Linked DNA regions of Homo sapiens: region 2 is linked to region 1. Evidence: chromatin loops called from intact Hi-C (ENCODE). Cell type or tissue: Caco-2. All regions are shown on one strand. Region 1 overlaps LAMC1 (laminin subunit gamma 1). Region 2 overlaps LAMC1 (laminin subunit gamma 1).

What was found. A loop is a pair of places that touch in the nucleus more often than their neighbours do. Peaks named below come from ENCODE experiments on the same cell type or tissue, not always from the same donor. Only the 100,000 strongest peaks of a DNase experiment are listed, where the experiment ranks them.
Region 2: a loop joins it to region 1, with 3 times the contacts of the local background. A loop is called at or near these places in 34 of 110 quality-filtered maps.

The regions. Positions count from the first base shown.
Region 1 is chr1:183,026,541-183,031,540 of GRCh38, reverse strand. The region is part of intron 1 of LAMC1 (laminin subunit gamma 1); the gene reads right to left. Among named protein-coding and RNA genes, the nearest start is that of LAMC1, 5.6 kb to the right of the region's middle. In Caco-2, no CTCF peak of the experiment used is centred here; DNase peaks (open chromatin) are centred at 1,298 and 1,900.
Region 2 is chr1:183,086,395-183,091,394 of GRCh38, reverse strand. The region is part of intron 1 of LAMC1 (laminin subunit gamma 1); the gene reads right to left. Among named protein-coding and RNA genes, the nearest start is that of LAMC1-AS1, 52 kb to the left of the region's middle. In Caco-2, no CTCF peak of the experiment used is centred here; a DNase peak (open chromatin) is centred at 2,184.

The DNA of each region.
Region 1 (5,000 bases):
CCTGAGGTCGGGAGTTCAAAACCAGCCTGACCAACATGGTAAAACCCTGTCTCTACTAAAAATACAAAATTAGCTGGGTGTGGTGGCACATGTCTGTAATCCCAGCTACTCGGGAGGCTGAGGCAGAAGAATAGCTTGAACCCAGGAGGCAGAGGTTGCAGTGAGCCAAGATCGTGCCACTGCACTCCAGCCTGGGCGACAAGAGCGAAACTCGTCTCCAAAAAAAAAGAAAAAAAAGAAGCAACTGTTGCTGCTGCCTATTAACTTTAGATGAATATGTGGTTACTGCTCATCGGCCTAACCACTTTAATGTGGAATACACTGGGCTATACCGTACTCTACATTTACAGTCCTTTCACTATCCTAAAGAAACAGTATGCCTATCTTCTAAATCTACTCATGATGACTTCACTAAACTTAAAAGGATGCTATATACAACAAGCAAATATTTCATTGTAACCTTTCCCCTCAGCTGCTTAATAATTCCCTTTAAGAATCTATTTCAACAATGTACATGTGAATATATACATTTTATTTATTTAATTTTTGAGATAGGGTCTACGTCGTCCAGGCTGGGGTGTAGTGGGTATTCAACAGGCGCAATTATGGTGTACTACAGCCTCAAACTTCTTAGCTCGAATGATCCCTCTGCCTCAGCCTCCCAAGTAGCTGAAACTACAGAATATATATACTTTAAATAAAATTTGCTTATGTCCATTTTTAAAGGAAAAAAATACAAATTAACATTTCAGAAATACATATTCACATGTGAGAATTCATGAGTTTTCGCCTAAGATTTATCTAGGCTGCCTTCAAGTCACATAACAGTCTAATTTTTACCCAAAAAAGGACAGTCATAGGCCTTTCCAATTCCATACCAGTTCCATACCTTAGTACTTTTTTAAAAAATTTACAGAAATAAAACCACATACTACATTTAATATTAGCTATTACAGTGACATATATCTTATAAAATGGAGAGATGGCACTGATAAAAAATAAACACAAGCTCAAAAGTTTTGCTTTGAAGAATTTAAGTTAATGTTCAATGTTCTGGGAGTTTTATAATTCAGGCATTCATTTATTCACTCACTGTACATATATTTTTATGAACACTATGCCAGACAAGTGTCACTGGAGACAGAATGCCTCCAGCCTCCACCCAAACAGTCAGTGAAGTGAATCCTCTCTGTGCTTGCATCTCTCACTTAGGACTTACTATATAACATGAAAGTACTGCTCTAGAACAGAGGTCAACAAACCTGTGCTATGAGAGCCAGATAGTAAATACTTCAGCCTTTGTGGGCTGGGACATATGGAGTCTGTCGCTATTACTCAACTCTGCCCTTATTGTGCAAAAACAGCCACAGACAATGCTTTGTTACATGGGCTAAACTGTGCTCCAACAAAACTTTATGGGTAACTAAAATTTGAATTTCATGAAATTTTCACATGTCACAAAATATTATTCTTCTGATTTTTTCTAACCAATTAAAAATGTACAAACCATTCTTAGTTCACAGCCCATACAAAAATAGGCAGGACTGGACTGGACTTGGCTAAGAAGGCCATCATTTGCCTACCCCCAAATCGAGAGACATGGGTCTCTGCATCTACACCTCATCTAAGAATGAGGTCAGGGCAATGTCCCATGAATCACTACACATCCAGGAATTTGCATTGTTGCTAATACATAACAAGCAATTAACCAATATTAGTCATCTTTAACTGAACTAAAAGATTACTAAACCCCTGACTCGTCCTTCAAAAACTTCATGGTTTAAAGGTAGAAACAGACAAGTAAAGAAACAGATAATCCTATGTGATAGGGACTGTGATAAATACCTACAGGGTGGCGTCAGTGGGAGACTTAATCCAAGCCAGGGAGTGGGGCAGAAAGGGGAGAGAGAGAGAAACTGGGGAAGGAGTCCTAACACCTGGGAGAAGTGTTCCAAACCAAAGAACAGCCCTGTGAACACGTGAAGCAACAAAAAGGTCCAGATCCTAAGTACCCTGTACACCACGCCAAGGAGTTTGGACTTTATCATAAAACCTTGAGGAACCACTGCAGAATTTTTAGCTGCAAAATTGTATGATCAGATTTGCATTTTAGAATCATCACTCAGTCCAAAGGATGGCTGCCCAAATATAAAGGGCAAAACTGGAGGCAGAAAGCCCACCAGTTTATTTGGAGGCTGTGGCAACAATCCAGGTGAAATGCAATGGGAACTTACAGTAAGGAACTTACAGTAAGGCAGAGACAAAGAGGACGGAGAGAAAGATAAGCATTCAAGACACATAGTGTCTGGATATAGAAGGTAAGAGTAGAGTCTTGGACAGATTATAGTAACGATTGGTGGGAAAGAAACGGGTGAAGTTATAGCTACCCAGAACCGACCGACCACACAGCAGTGGATCCTATCTGTTCACCAGAGTAGTCTTTACTCATGAAGCCTGTCAAGCATGGTTCTTTCAGGAGAGACGTGGGCAACATCGGTTGAGAAACTCAGTGTTAGACAGCAGTGTAGTTCACTGAGATAGGGAATACCAAAAGAGCTTTGAGTTGGGTGAGACAACAAGGAGTGAATTTAGTTTTGAATATGGTCTCTGGACATCCCAAATTGACCATAACCAACAAGATTTTAGATCTGGAAAAAGAGCTGACTAGAAATACAACTTTAGAATTTACAAATTTACAAATGAAATTGCAAATAAAGCCTTGAGACAAACACGAGTTCATCCACGAAGCGTGAACAGCATGAAAAGAGAGGAATCTAGGAACATAAATAAAAAGAAGTATGCAGAAGAAAAAACAAGGAAAACCAAAGGAGTCTGGTATCTCTGAACCAGGGTATACATGAAATTTTAAAAGTGGCTTAGAATAAAGTAGACTTTCTTTCGAGAGACTCGTTAGAGAAGCTGCAAGCTGCAAGAACGAATGCAATCAACTAGGTAGTCAAAGACCTATCTCCCACATGACTTTAGGCAAATCACAACCTTAGGCATCTTTGCCTTCCTTGCGTTGTGAGAAATCTCATCAGTGATAAACTGGAGGCCTTATAAACTGTAAAATATTATATAGACACCCTTGATTTATTATTGTAATGCCATTATGAGTGTGTAAATTCCTAACAAAGTATAATCTTCTGAAGATAGGACCCTCAATCTTCTACATCTTTCTATCAGGTACAGTGGTATGTATTTCAAGAGTATTTTTTAAAATGTTTGCAGAATATCCGGCAATAACATGAGAATGTATGCACAGGAGGAAGGAGTGCATAGCAAAAGGCACACCCAATTTTCTAAAATTATTTAGAACTGAAATAGTCAAAACTTGATTCCTCCCACAAATGTGACCAATGACAAATGGAAGAGGTGGGGGGGGGGAGGAATGCCTTATAGCTCCAACTTCTCCCCTAATGTGTAAATTCTTTTTTGAATGCCCTTAGAATGGAGAAGGAATTTGGAGAAAAAGCAGTGAACTGTAGAACAGGAAAGCAGCCAACAGCAACTTTATAAAACTGTGTTCAACAACTGCTGGCCATTAAGGAAGAGCTCCTTAACTTCTCAAGTTGAAACCTGCAAAATGTAAATCAGGCCTTTGTGAGACAAACTAAAATAGTGTCCCCTCAGGGTGCACAAATACCACAGTGAAGTCACCACAGTGAGCTATTCCCTGACATAGTCAGAACCCACCTTGCAAAGGTTTTCCTGGGGGGAAAAATTGCCATTTGTTCCATGTTAAATACATACACACTCAGCAGAGGACCAAAGAGAATAAAAGGCAATAGCCTTATATATCAATTATTCTAACTTAAACACACAAAAAAGATATGCAGATGCAGATTTAAAAGCTTCATTTAATCACTATTGGTTCCTACAGTTTATGAGGAGCTTGGAAACTAATCTGGTTTCAGTGTTAATTTTAGGAGTTTCATAAACTTTGATTGGGTTGGTTTTATAAGCACTCTTTTCCTTAATCTAATTGTTTTTAGAAAGAGGAAAAGCTACCTTTCTCAAGATTAGGATCCTGTCTGCCAAGTTTCCATCCACAATGATTATCAAATTAATTAATGGGGCTGTTTGATAAAAGGCAAATCCTTAGCTACAATCTTAGTATCAACTACTACCCCACTGGTACTGATAAAAACTTACTATAACTTATAAGACATAAAACCCAAACTTTTTAACAGCAACTGAATAATCCATCCAGAAGTTGAAGGTGAAACAAAAAAGACTTCTTCTTAGAAAAGTGGCTGGTGGAGATTTCTCCCCACAACAAGCAGAAAGTGCAATTCTGGTTCCCATAGCAACTTTAACTCTTTTTATCCGAGGATGCACTGCACCCTGCACCCTGGATGACTGTGTATGGTGCTTAAGAGAGCGCTGTTTTCAGAATCAACACTGATTTTCCTGGCTTTTGTACAGCAAGTGATGATACAGGCACAATAATCAGATTTGTATTTGCCATCTGTTAAAATACGCCTCAGCCTCCCAAAAAGTATCAGTTAAAATGATCCTATAATTTTATATACACATGTGTATGCATGAAAAATTTCTAGAGGGTCATATTAATGTAAGAAATTGTGAAGGGTGGTCTCTAGGGCATGGAGCTTAGCAGCTAGTGATAAAGAAACTCACTTGTCATTACACTTACTGTTTGAATTTACAATGTCATGTTTCATTTTCATAATTTAAAAAAGTCAGTGCCAAAACACTTACATAACTACTTACATTTCTTATGTATGATTTGACTGCTTATTTTAAAGTTTACTGTATTTAAAGTTCAACATCAAAAGAAAGGCTAGAAAAGTGGTGGCTAGACCTAGTTCTTTCACACTACTCATTTCTAGCTTCACATGCTCTGTAATAGCAAAGCACAATATGCATCACTTGTTTAAGGGTATGTGAAATTTGAACTGGGAGGGAGATTTAATAGATGCACAAAACAGTCACGGTACTTTAATTCATGGGAAATAATTAGTTAGCTACAGCCCATG
Region 2 (5,000 bases), 60 kb before region 1:
TTTTTGTAAACAATGCTTTACACTGTTTATCGCTGCTTTTCTGGCTACAAGGGCAGGGTTGGGCAATTGTGGAGACCCTGCATGGCCAGCAAAGCCTAAAATATTAACTTAGTGGCCTCTCACAGAAAAAGTTTGGTGACCCACTCCAATCCAGATCTAAGAAATCAAAGAATACAAAAACAAAGATTTCTACTAAAACCTCTTCTTCTGCAGGGCATACTGTTTTAAAATTTTGTCCAAGGAAGTTTGAATTTTTTCTCTACTATCGTGAAAAAAAAGCAGAAGGAAGTCCATTCAGAAATTTTATAAGATTTAATTCCATTACATTTGATACCCCTAGAATTATCTATGATTTCACAGAAAGAAGCACTTTCTTTCTTAACAAGCAAAAAGATTAGCAGGTAGGGGAGGGGATGGAGATTTTGATGCATTTCAAAAAATGAAATCTGTAATAATAACCTTTAGCTCTTATACAGCTCACAAAAATGAACCAGTGAAGCAGAAAGACAAGGAAAACAACACTCTTGGAAAAAGTGACACCATTTTTCCAGCAGTGTCCCCTCCTATACCCACCCTCCCCCCACCAGGCAGAGGCTTAATAAGCAGCAGTTGCAGTGAAGGGGGGAAACTGATTACTCAAGTCAAACAGTAATCGTAGCTGGGACAGCAGGAAAAATGACATGTTGAAAACTGCAAATAAAGTGGAAAATGGAAGTAGATCTCATTTAGATATCTACAAGAACCTCCCTCCCTTGTCCTCTGGGTAGGAATTCAGTCCTTTGCACAAGGCCTCCTTGTACTTCTGCTCTTCTGAGCGGATGGACAATTTACATCACGCAAGTACCCTGCCAGCTGGCACTCTCTCTACAAGTGACTGATTGTGAGCAGATGCCTTCATAAGTATAAACGAATACACCCCCTTCTTCATTTTTCATTCATCCACCCTCTTTGCAGACGAGTAAGAATGTACACTCTACACACTTTCCTTTAGAAACCAAAGTTAGTGTTCTTCATATCCCTTCATCTCTCATGGGCTGTGCTTGAACTTGTGTTCCTGATTAAATTATACCTTCTACAAAATAGCTAAAATGTATGTAATCCCCCTGGACTACATGTAAATAATCTTGCAATCCTAGATGCATCTGCTTTTTTTTTTCTAATGACTGTTAAGAAATAAAATTACAACAAATTTAAAGGTCTTAATTGGCTTTTATTTGTGATTCCAGAATTGAGCAACATCTTACTCTATAAAATAGAATAAGTGTTCCAATGAGCTGAGCAGAGGAATTGGTTTTATAGACAAAAAAGTTCTGAGAAAAGCAGAAACAGAACAAAAAGCAGATTGACTGTTTCAAAAGTTACTTTCCTTTTAGGGTTAAAACAGAGGAGACTTCTTATCATGCCCAGGTAAACTGGGCCCCTTTTGACTGGTTGTTGTGAATCTTCTGGTTTGTTACTTAAACAAACCAGGCCTGTTTCAGAATTCAGTTTAATTATGTGGTACCTAGCATGAGCAACTCCATTCTAGTTTAGTCTGGTCTGCTGGGGCCTAGTCCAAGAGGCTAGTCTAAAACAATGGGCCCCCATAAACTTTATTTAATATGACTTAGATTAAAAACTATGTCCTAGAACAGCCTCAATTTAGAACATTTGATAATCTGCCACGACAAAGAATCATAACTTTCAATCAGAAGTCGATCTAAATTATTGGTGTATTTAGTGTTATAGATTAAATAGTCATTTTTTTAAAAGCTTCTTTCTAGTTAAATCACCTTCCCCGTAAAGCACATTATCATTTCAGAAACTTCTTTAAATTTATCTTTAATTGGAAAGTAGTAAAGAGTTTGGCAGATAAATATCAAATGTCCCTTTCCAATGAGGAGAAACTTTTTGCAATCACGCTTGAAACTGTTTTATAAATTATGTATATAGCATATTCAGTGAAGGTGTCTTGAGGGTAAGGAGATCACATGACAAATTATTTACATAGCATATTTCAGGTAGGTCAGTCAGGTTCCCAGTACTTCAAAAACATGGGCCCTTTAATCTGCTTTTCCCTTTACATTGAGAGCAAACATTAAACAGTGATATCAGAAGAAATGTTCTTCAATCCATTCTTTGCCGTATTTCAAACAGACAGCACTGCAGTTCTCCTCCATGGGAGTATTTCACATGCACCCACAATGGGACTTGTTCTACCTTTCTATTTACATTCTGGAGAACAGCCAAAGTCCTTTCTGGCTCTCTTTGATCTGATGCCAGAGACTTGGTATCCAACACCTACCTAGAAGAAATTCCCTTAGGAGCTCCCCATGACTAAAGAGGAGTTAGGAAGAAGATGGAAAGTATTCTATAAACCCACCCTATATCATTATCACTCCCCAGCTTAAGAATCTGTGCAGCTTACCTGATCTAATACACACTCCTCAGGCATGTTATCACAAGGCATCCATAAGTCTGGACAATTGTGCTTCATTTTCTATCTCCAAACTATATCCTACAGTTCTCTAATGTAAACTGAAACCTCTGTTCCAGTCTTGCCATCCCTATTATCCATATGCCACGTCTCACCTTTAAGCCATTCTCTAGTCTTCACCCCTTCCAAGCCCTATCCATCTTTCCAGATTTGGTTCAAGTTCCACCATATCCATCCATGCCACTTTCAACTTGTATTATCATCTTACTTTTCCGAACACATAGCACTTATTGTAATTCACTACTTGAGTATTTATTCTTTTGTGTTTCTTGCTCCAACAAGAGTTTAACTTATTCAAAAGCAAGGAATATATACTTTTGGGTATGCTCTATAATAGTGCTTTTCAAGCTTTTCTAACCATGACACAAGTAAAAAAGACACTTTATATTGCAACCTTGCACACATACATACACAATTGAAACTCAAGTTTGATAAAATAATACAATACTATCCATGATGCAATCTGATATTCTATTTTTCATTCCATTTGATTGAATATGCCGGTTATAGCTCACTAAATTGATTTTATGACATTAGGGAGCTGTGACCCACAATTTGAAAAACACTACAATCCCTAGGGCACTGTGCTTGGCACAAAACAAGTGCTCAATAAATATTTATTTACAGTAGACTGACTCATCTACCAAACAAAACAGGCTAGAATTCTAAAACAAGACGATATTTTCTGGATATTGACGTAGAGCTTATGATGATGCCTTTCAAGGCTTTCTTCCATATTTTAAAAACAGATCAACATTAAAAGAAAACCTTTGTATATGGCAGCCTTTAATAAGATCAAAGAAAATAGACCTTTCTGGTTGGGTGTGGTGGCTCATGCCTGTAATCCCAGCACTTTGGGAGGCGGATCACCTGAGGTCAGGAGTTCCAGACCAGCCTGACCAACATAGAGAAACCCCATCTCTACTAAAAATACAAAATTAGCTGGGCATGGTGAGGCATGCCTGTAATCCCAGCTACTTGGGAGGCTGAGGCAGGAGAATCGCTTGAACCTGGGAGGTGGAGGTTGTGGTGAGCCGACATCGCACCATTGCACTCCAGCCTGGGCAACAAGAGCAAAACTCCGTCTCAAAAAAAAAAAAAGGAAAGAAAAGAAAATAAATAAATGCCTTTTTCCTAAAGCTAAGTAGCAAAAATTTCATTAATCAACATGGCATCCCCCAAGAGGGAAAGAAGCCTCTAGTCCTCTATTGGGATCTTAGAGGAACTTAGGAACAGATCCCCTAAGTTCCTTTTAGCAGCTCTGGCTTTCCAGAAGAACTCCTTCAGCCATGAGCATGTGATAAGCTTTCATGGTAGTAGCAAGGATTTCCTTTCTGTGAGATAGATGGACTGAGGCCCAGTGTGTGGGGTTAGATTTCTACTAAAAAGAAGACATTTAGATAATTACTGTCTGATGCTCATGACACTTTTTTCATGGTATTATCAGTACCTGGAATTATCCCCTTTATTTTCTGCATGTTTTATTCACATGTCACACACATACACACATAAGAACGTAAGATTTTGAGGGCCCGGACTCATCCCCAGCTATCTCTTTATTTTGAGGTATGTTTTTGTTGTTGCCTTTTATAGGGAGAGAACTGTCTGACTTGTAAAATAAGCAGCAACCCAATAGAAGAACGAGAGTGAACCCAGGTGAGTCTGACTTGCTGTTTGGTTAATTCAGTCAATGATTCATTCAATTTACAAACATACCCTGAAATTTACTCAGTGCCAGGCAATAGGCTGAGTACTGAAGATACATAGATAAAATAAGGGTGAGTCCCTGCCCTAAAGGAATTCCATATGACAGATGAGATAAGATACAAATAATTAAGATACACAGTGAGAGAAGTATTGTACTAGGGAGTAAGGAGCAGCCATACCTCAATTTTCTTAAGTGTAAAATAAAGAGTTTATACAAGATGAACTTTAATGTATACATCTAGCTCCAAAGAGCTTGACTCTACCATCTTATCTGTTAGATTTCTGAAAATATCTCTATTACTAGATCTTTTCAATACTTTCCTTTCTCATAGTAATGTTCTAGAGAAATGCTAAAATGCCACAGGAACTGATTTTGCAAAGATGAAGGACATCAGAGACATGAAATATCAGCTGATTTCCAATCAAGTTCAGACTTAAGTAATTTTCTGACCCTCTACAATGCTTTTGCCAATATTCTGTACTCAGTCGAGTCCTATATGCCCAGCTGCAGGTAAGTTTGTGTTAAAATAATTTGCAATGAATAATAGAAGGTAAGGTTCTATTTTAAAGGCTTACAATTTTCTAATGATAGGGTTCTCAAATAGTTGTTTCCATCTTTGGAAGAAAAAAGATAACTCTTGATTTCTGTGTCTACAAAAGATGAAACAGTGCAATCTGCATGCTCCAAACAAACAATCCAGCATCTCTATCCACATCTAGCCACGAGGGACAAGTGACATGTAATGTTTTAGAATAAATTCTTTAGTAGCAAGAAAGGATGAATTCTCTGCTCTTGCTTCTATCACTTGAAAAGGTA